Linked DNA regions of Homo sapiens: region 2 is linked to region 1. A link is a contact called in ENCODE Hi-C or POLR2A ChIA-PET data. All regions are on one chromosome and are shown on one strand. Each heading gives the region's core, a stretch centred on a gene start or an enhancer-like site at or near the end of the contact. The rest is flanking DNA. Distances are from core to core; before and after follow the strand shown. Region 1 holds the start of CCDC71 (coiled-coil domain containing 71). Region 2 holds the start of WDR6 (WD repeat domain 6).

Evidence for each region. Hi-C counts contacts between places; a loop is a spot of excess contacts on that map. ChIA-PET counts read pairs that join two places held with the same protein, here RNA polymerase II (POLR2A). Pooled maps may share reads with other maps.
Region 2: a pooled map shows a loop between it and region 1 (7-fold over the local background). The contact joins the promoter of WDR6 here to the promoter of CCDC71 in region 1. A Hi-C loop is called at or near these places in 2 of 168 maps with a recorded cell type or tissue (CD14-positive monocyte and naive thymus-derived CD4-positive, alpha-beta T cell), 3 of 37 single-sample maps with no recorded cell type and 8 of 50 pooled maps. POLR2A ChIA-PET finds 5 or more read pairs at or near these places in 7 of 52 experiments (CD4-positive, alpha-beta T cell, H1, HEK293T and 4 more).

The regions. Positions count from the first base shown.
Region 1 is chr3:49,164,030-49,167,973 of GRCh38, forward strand. It overlaps CCDC71 (coiled-coil domain containing 71), which reads right to left and starts at 2,302. Exons shown (of 2, transcript NM_022903.4): 1 at 2,238-2,302; 2 at 1-231. The coding sequence starts at 179. RefSeq lists silencers at 2,064-2,123, 2,144-2,223 and enhancers at 2,374-2,443, 2,464-2,583.
Region 2 is chr3:49,004,463-49,008,662 of GRCh38, forward strand. It overlaps WDR6 (WD repeat domain 6), which reads left to right and starts at 2,929. Exons shown (of 6, transcript NM_018031.6): 1 at 2,929-3,069. The coding sequence starts at 2,970. It overlaps P4HTM (prolyl 4-hydroxylase, transmembrane), which reads left to right. Exons shown (of 9, transcript NM_177939.3): 6 at 399-584; 7 at 1,315-1,405; 8 at 1,602-1,725; 9 at 2,225-2,691. The coding sequence ends at 2,445. RefSeq lists an enhancer at 1,707-2,695 and silencers at 2,834-2,883, 3,424-3,603.

The DNA.
Region 1 (3,944 bases), core at 1,052-3,551:
AAGCCATCATCTCGCAGGCCCTGCAGGAAGGCCACAAGCTGGGCCTCTGTGGCACTGAGATCCTGGCTCATTGGGTTAAAGACAAGCAGTGCCTCTTCCAGGGCCTTCTTCCCTGCCGTGGAGATGCGCGACCAGGAGTGCACAGCTTTTTCCTCCACATGCTGAACCACCACACTCATGGCATTAGGCACTGCAGATCTGCCTGGGTATCCGCAAACCAGCGCTTGGCACCTCCAAGACAAGAGGAAAAGAGTCAATAAGAATGGCACTAAGACAAGGGGCCAGAACACATAGACAAGTCAATCAGTGCCCCAATCTCCATGACACTGAGGAATCTGGCCAGAGTGAGACACTTCCTGGTGTAAAACCCTGGTCTCCTGACCCTCTACCATGCTGGGGTGGGAGGAGAGGCTAAGGATCAGGGAGTTTCTTCAAGATACATGCTCAGAAATACCTCAGAGCCATCCAACCTGCTGCCGGGTCCCTGAAAAGATTTGAGCCTGGTACATTTTAATTCAACTCTGTATTTTCTGAAGCCAGAAACCTAGAATTACTCAGCTCTGGGAATACAGGCAATATCCCTGTCCTCAAGGAACCTAGGTTAGAAGGCCAGAAAAAGACACTGTTAAGATTCTTGGGAGTGAATGCTGGCATTCAGCTCAGTTTGCCAATGGGTCAGGAAAGGATTCCTGGGAGAGACAACACCTAGCTAGGATATGAGTGATGAATGAAAAATGATTAGATGGAAATGGAACAAAAAGGGGAATAGCTAATGCAATGGCTCCAAAGTGAGAAAGGGTTAAGGCATACTTGGTGTGGGATCTGGGATCTAGGTGAAAAAACAGGCGAGGATAGAGCAACAAAGAACCCTGAATGTTAGCCAAAGGGCCCAGACTTACACCCACTGTCCATGCCCATCTGTTTCTCCAGCTGCTGCTGTTCATGTGTGGAGCTGGAGTGGGGTGGGGGAATCTCCCTGCCCACCAGAAGTTCTGTTTTCAGTCTCTAGACAGGGTACTCAGCAACCCATTTTCTAGCTCCAGAGGCATGGAGACCTAATCAAGAGTCGGACTTTTCTTCAACAGAAACTAAAAAGCTGATGAGTAGCAGGTGCCAATGACATCTCTCTAGGCAACCAGGCAGACCAGGGACCAGGAAGCCAGACCAAGATCCCAAAGTTTAAGGACAATGGGAGCCAAAGGCTGCAAGTAGGATGGTGAGTCAAGGGGACATTAGCGGTATGCACTGTCCTACCTAAGACTTGGAGGGCCACAGACCTCAGTACAGCCCAGATGGAGGTGACTGAGAACACCTAACTACTCCCAGACTTCTTTAAAGAAGCTGTGGACATCAATCATAACTAACATCTAATACCCAACCCAACACTGAGGGTTCCCAGAAGCAAGAGGCAGCTCCCCAGCTGCACCAGAGCATTAAAAGATCAGCCAGGATCAGGCAGGTCCCTCGGGCCATGAGGCCCGTCTGTGTAGTTTCTTCCCACCGCTCTAATGCAGCAGATGAAGTCTTCAGAATACCCTGGAGGAAATGCCCTAGGGCTCTTTGTTTGGAAACATTCTTGGATCCTCAGGTGTCTTGGGCACTTCCCCTCCCCAGAGACCGTTCTCCAAGCACAATCCTTGCACATGACTTTAGTTCTTTATTAATGTTTTTTGAAGGGATGTAGTTCCCAGAGCTGTGAACTGTAGAAGAGAGAGGGACCTATTTCCCACCCTCACACGCGCCCCAGCGCAAATATTTGGGGTGACCTGGGGGCTCTTCCACCCAGGTTAGGCTGGGCTCTTGGGAGGGGTTTTCTGGGCTTTCGAGAAGCTTCGGAAACAGAGGCTCCTGCCCGGCCTCCGACTTCCCTTCACACGTGCCCCCGGGGAAGGCAGGAGAAGTTGACGGAAGATAGGGCGTGAGAGAGGCGCCACACAGGCAGACCGGGGGAGGGGGCAGATCGGGGCCCTCAGGCTGGGAATGCACGTCCTTAGGGCCCAAGCCGTGAGGCGGGGGTCACTGAGGCAGCGAAATGTACAGGGTGAACGGTGCTAGCCCTACCGGGACCGCACAGCCCCAGGGTGGGGTCGCTGGGCGCGGGGTGGGGGTGGGGTGGGGGGTCTCGGCCAGGCCGGCGGAGGACGCGGGTCCGGGAAGAGTTGGCCGCTTGCCCGTCCGCCCTGCCGCCTCGCGGGCCGCCCCTCCGCGGCGCGGCTAGGCCCGCGGCTCCAACCTACCGGCGCCGCCGCGGGGACCCAAGACGCGCCTCTGCGCCGCCTCCGCTGCTCCAACATGGCCGCCCGCTGCGCGCCGGAAGTGCACTGCGCTTCCGCTTCCGGGACCCAGCCCGCCCTACCGACCCTTGACCCCTGAGACCCCATTTCCCCACAAAGTCTGGGGGCGGAGCAGATTGGGTACCAAGGAGGACTGCCTGGAGGTGGTGGCCGCGGTGACTGCTCCAAACCCGTTCGGCCCTGTGCAGAAGTCTGAAGAACAGAGGTGCCCTCTGACGCGGCCCCAGGCAAGGACTCACTAGAGCCCGGCCAAGACTGGATTAGGGGTCATCTGACACCTTTTCTGAGGGGAGCTAGTGGTGCATTGACATCTGGGAGGGGCTCCTGACAAGGTTCAGGCCATCTTCCACCCTCTGATCTATCTTTAGCCACTGACAATGCCCACTTCAGTCCCAGACACCTGACCAGAGGGTGAAAGAGGAGTGCCTCCTGACAGGGAGTCTCAGGTGATCTCCTTTGTTTTGCAGTAAGGGTATCTTCTCCGAGGACAGCAGGCCTTCCTCTCTTCCTGAGAATAGGGCCTGTGGCACATGGCATGAAAGGCTGGTGTGCACGTGATCACAAGTGGTGCACGCAAGCCCAAGCGCACATGGAGTCTGGGGGCTCCAGTATACCACTGTGGGCCTGAGTATACTTGCTCAGGCAGGTGGGGGCAGGTATAGTCACTGGCCCAGCCTCAGCCCCTCAATGGAAGGAAGTCCTGCTTCCAGTCTTAACACTGCCCAGAACCCCTTTCCTTTTGCCTAGGAGTCTGGGACCTCAGTCTTTTTATCCATGCTCTTGGGCTAGTACGGGGTGGTGGTTATAGGACACAGGTCAAAATCAACCCTAGGGGTCTGTGACTTCAGTGAGAGGTCAGAGTGGTCTCCACAGCTCTGACCAAAGGTCCCATTAGTCAGAGGTTTGCAAGTCCAGGTTGGGAACCATCCTGGGAGCCCTGGTTTCATGGATGAGGTAGTGGGGGCATTTGCACTAGGGTCAGAGCCTGAGCCAGGAGGCAGAAATATTGCCACAACTCTTGGACTCTGACCCTTGCAGTGGTGCCTTATTTGGTAGTTGGGGTCAGGTGGAAGCCTATTGGCAATCACAGGAGGGTGGCGGGATGCTTCATTTAGGGACTGGGTACTAGCCCTTTTTCCTGCCCTTTTTCCAACCAGGATCCTCTGGTTGCTCTGTATTTTCCCTGCTTATACAGAGGGGTCCAGGCACTCCTAAAGACAAGTGCCTAGTCCACCCAGCAGTGCCATAGGCCTCATCTGGTGCCTCTTAGCTTCCCAGGGCCTCAGCACTAATGGTGAGGTCCTCGCTGCTTTTAAGTATAGCCAAGGTATCTAGCAGGAACTGCAAAATCTCCTGTTCCTCTGGGGTCAGTGCTTCTAGCCTTTTTTTCCTGGTGGAGAGAAAGCAAGAGTAGGGTCCCAGGGGCCAGGATCTCATGGGGTGCAGTCAGGAAGCCCCACCTTGGTGCCCCCAGTCCCCAGCTGTGGGTGAGTCCAGTCTCTGGCCGTCCATGGTTGAAGATTGACTGTTCACTTATTCAGGACCGATTCAACCAGTTACCTTCTGCAGCTTCTCCAAAGCCGGCAGTGTTGGCCTCCTGTGTGCAGGTGGGCCATGGCTGTGCAAACAGAAACCCCTTCCATGGAGAGC
Region 2 (4,200 bases), core at 1,679-4,178, 160 kb before region 1:
CAACTGGGGTTAGATAGAGATTGAGCACTTCTTTCTGATTAGATAAATGACCTCTTATCTTTGACCCCTTATCTGACCCCGTCACAGCAGGAAAAGGGTTTTTAAATAAACAACTTTCTTCCAGGGAGGAGGACCTCAGGACTCCCCGCCCCCTTTATTTAGTGGAAATGTCAACATTTCCACATAGCAGGTGTCTCTGTCTTTGGCATCTGAGGGAGAAGGATCATCATGAGTAACCCCCTCCTGCTCTTACAGGGCCAGTCTGAGATGGCTTAAGGGACTTCCAGGGGAGGTGGGTAGGGGCAAAGCTTGTGGCAGGCCTAGGGTCCACCTTGGCCAGCTCCTTCAGATCACCACCTTGCCTGGGGCTGCCCAGCCAAATGCCTGCTGCCCACCAGGGTGCTGCGCCTCACTCGCCTGTCGCCTGAGATCGTGGAGCTCAGCGAGCCGCTGCAGGTTGTTCGATATGGTGAGGGGGGCCACTACCATGCCCACGTGGACAGTGGGCCTGTGTACCCAGAGACCATCTGCTCCCATACCAAGCTGGTAGCCAACGAGTCTGTACCCTTCGAGACCTCCTGCCGGCAAGTATCTCCCAACTGGGGGCTGCCTTCAATCCTCAGACCAGGAACACCCATGACACAGGCACAGCCCTGCACTGTGGGCGTGCCCCTTGGCATGGGGCCAGGAGATCACTGGGTTATCCCGGTTAGTGATGCCCTCACCTCTCCCCACAAGTTGTTTACCCAATGGCTGGAAAGGGGTGGCTACTGGTCATCGTGACCACTGGAGTCAACACAGACTGATGTACCCACAGACACCAAAACTTGCCCCCTGAGTTCTGAAGCAAGGGGCAAGGCTGGGCCCCTAGCTTGTCCTGCCCATTCCTCCAGGTGTTGATCTTGATTCCACTTAGAGAAGCTGAAGCTGTGCCTCCCTCCCCTGTCAAGCCAGTTCTTTCCTCTTCAGGTGGCTGTTCTGGCCCAGCCCCTTCCCATCCCCAAGGAGCCCTTCAGCGCGCCCTGTTGCTTCTGCTAGCCTACCTTTCCCTGCCAGGCCCTTGCTCAGGGCCATGGCATTTAACTAAGTGCACCTGTGATCTTGGCCAAAAAACCATTGCAACTCACAGTAAGAGACTGGGTTTCGGGGAAGGAGGGGCTAGGGACATTTTGGCACTGGCCTGCCCTATTGTCTCCCATCCTAGTCTGTCCTGGTCCCTGGCAACAGGAACCTGGGCAGCTTATCCTGCCCACAGGTAAGCCCCTGGGAGCATCCACAACTGGGGACCTGCTCAGTGCCCCCCCTGCCTTACAGCTACATGACAGTGCTGTTTTATTTGAACAACGTCACTGGTGGGGGCGAGACTGTTTTCCCTGTAGCAGATAACAGAACCTACGATGAAATGGTAAGGGTCAACTGGGCTATTACTCTTGTGGGCTGGCAGGGGCTTAGACAAGTGAAGTACACACCTCTCCAGGTCTAAGGATGTGGGCCCAAATTATTCCTTGGGCATATCTGGTTGGTTTCCCTTTGGTCACCCTTGGCTGGCCTGGCCATAGAGTGGGGACAGGTTGAACACCCCACCACCCTGCTGCCCACAGAGTCTGATTCAGGATGACGTGGACCTCCGTGACACACGGAGGCACTGTGACAAGGGAAACCTGCGTGTCAAGCCCCAACAGGGCACAGCAGTCTTCTGGTACAACTACCTGCCTGATGGGCAAGGTGAGGGCCTATGGCCAGGCCTGGGGGGGGTGCCCTGAGTACAGCTTCCCTTTACCCAGCCCCCGTCTGCCACAATGGAGGGCTGTTTCTGGCTGCTTTCCAAATAGTTTTCTGCTCCTGGTGCCTCCCAAAGGCCATCCTTAGTGACTTTAGCAGACTGCCCCAGGACCTGTACTGCTTATTGGGTTATATCCATCCCTATCATTCCCTGATGCCCCAGCCTTCCTACTCCCTGGGGCTTGGGACACATGTCCCTTGCTAACCCAGGATGGGAAGGGATATGGACAGGCCCAACAGCAAGAAAGCTGGTTTCAGAGGGCCAGTAGTGTTGACTATACATTAGTGGGCTGAGATGAGGAGCCTCCAAGGAAGCTTTAGGTCTGGGTGTTTGCTACACAAGGAATGCATAGCTGGACCCACCTTGGTCATGCTCTTGGTGCCTATGAGGCCAAGCTCTGGCCAGCCCAGCCTAGGATCTCACGTCACCCTCCTCTTCTAGGTTGGGTGGGTGACGTAGACGACTACTCGCTGCACGGGGGCTGCCTGGTCACGCGCGGCACCAAGTGGATTGCCAACAACTGGATTAATGTGGACCCCAGCCGAGCGCGGCAAGCGCTGTTCCAACAGGAGATGGCCCGCCTTGCCCGAGAAGGGGGCACCGACTCACAGCCCGAGTGGGCTCTGGACCGGGCCTACCGCGATGCGCGCGTGGAACTCTGAGGGAAGAGTTAGCCCCGGTTCCCAGCCGCGGGTCGCCAGTTGCCCAAGATCAGGGGTCCGGCTGTCCTTCTGTCCTGCTGCAGACTAAAGGTCTGGCCAATGTCTTGCCCCACCCCGCCAGCCGCGATACGGCGCAGTTCCTATATTCATGTTATTTATTGTGTACTGACTCCATCTGCCCCGTCAAATAAAAAACCACAAGGTTCGAGCCGCCGGGCCCGACAAACTCCGGGTCGGCGAAACAGAGTCCGCGATAGGTGCAGCGGGCTGGCAGCTGGGAGCGCCCCGCAAGCGTCACGTGAGGGGGCGAGGGGCGGGATGCCCCTCCGCGGGCCCCGCCAATGATGAGCTGGATTGCGTGGGACGAAGGGTCGTCATTGGACAACCGCCGCGGGCGCCCTGGTCTCTGCTACCTGTAGCTGAGGGCGCTGTTGATGGGCAGCGCGGCGCGCTGGGAAGGCTCGTTCTCGCGAGAGTTCAGCTCCCTTCTTAGCCGTGGCTGCCTCAGCACCTCGAGGATCGACATGGACGCTCTCGAGGACTACGTTTGGCCGCGGGCAACCTCGGAGCTTATACTCCTCCCAGTGACGGGTCTGGAGTGCGTGGGGGACCGGCTGTTGGCGGGTGAGGCTTGGCTTGAGGCACGCCTGGTGGAAAGGGGGAAAGAAACAGCGCCTCCCAGGGGCGGTGCCACAGGGACAAAAGGGGTGCCCTGAGGAGAAGGACGGGCAGCAGGTTGAGGCCGATCGGAGGTGGGAAGGGAGCCCCGGAGATGGCGGGGACGAGGGCCAACCTGAAGAGGGCGGGGCCCGAGAGACAAAGCTGATGTGGCCGCCGCGGCGCTTCATAAACTTCAGCCCGCGTGGAAAGGGCGGGTGGAACCGCGGGAGGGTGCAGGGGAACGCGGCCGCGCGGAGGCGGAGGCGGAGGCCCGGGAGCTGAGGGTTGAGGGGGTGTGCTCCCTTCTAGGAGATGGGCGGGGGCTTGGCCTCTCCGAAGGAGACGGGGCCGAGCTGGGGGGGGCGGAGGGAGGAGGAGGAGGAGGAGGCGGAGGCGGCCCCGGCCCCTCAGGGGGTGTGGCCTCTTGGGGAAGGCGGGGCCGGGAGAGGGCAAGGGTGTGGCCTCTCGAGGGCGGGATGAGTCTCTTCCCCCTAAGGTGGGGGTGAAGATCCTCTGAGGAGGGTGGCGTCGCGGAAAACGGCGGATAAGACCTTTCCGAGTAGGGGGCGGTGCCCGGGGAAGCAGGGGCTGAGACCCCCTCCTGAGATGGTTGAGGTCCAGGAAATCAGGTGTGGAGGTCCCTCCAAGGAGAACCGGGTCGCAAAGGACAGGCGAGGCCTGGGACCTGAGGTGTCAGAGTCCAGGCTGGTCTCGAACAGTCATTACATGAAGCCACTAATGACCCATGTTGGTGCTGCTGAGTTGTATAAGGGTCCTGAGGCAGGGCCTTGGCGGTCAGGCCTTGAGTGAGTTGCCACCAGTCCTAAGAGGGTGTGTGTATGGGGTGGGGATGATCCAGTTTTGATCTGGTGTGGGGGTTCTTGGAGCGCGGAGTTCCTACCGCGAGCTAAACTCCTAAGGCTCCTTGAGGGGGAACAACGAAGCAGAAACTCAAAGAACCACAAGAGTGAACTAGGAAAAGGGGTGAGTTCCTGGCAAGAGGGTAAGCATGCCAAAGGCCTTGAGGCTGGAAGAATCTGTCATTTTGGGGGAAGGAGGGAATTCTTGTGAAGTTAGAGCAGGAATGGAGTCTGG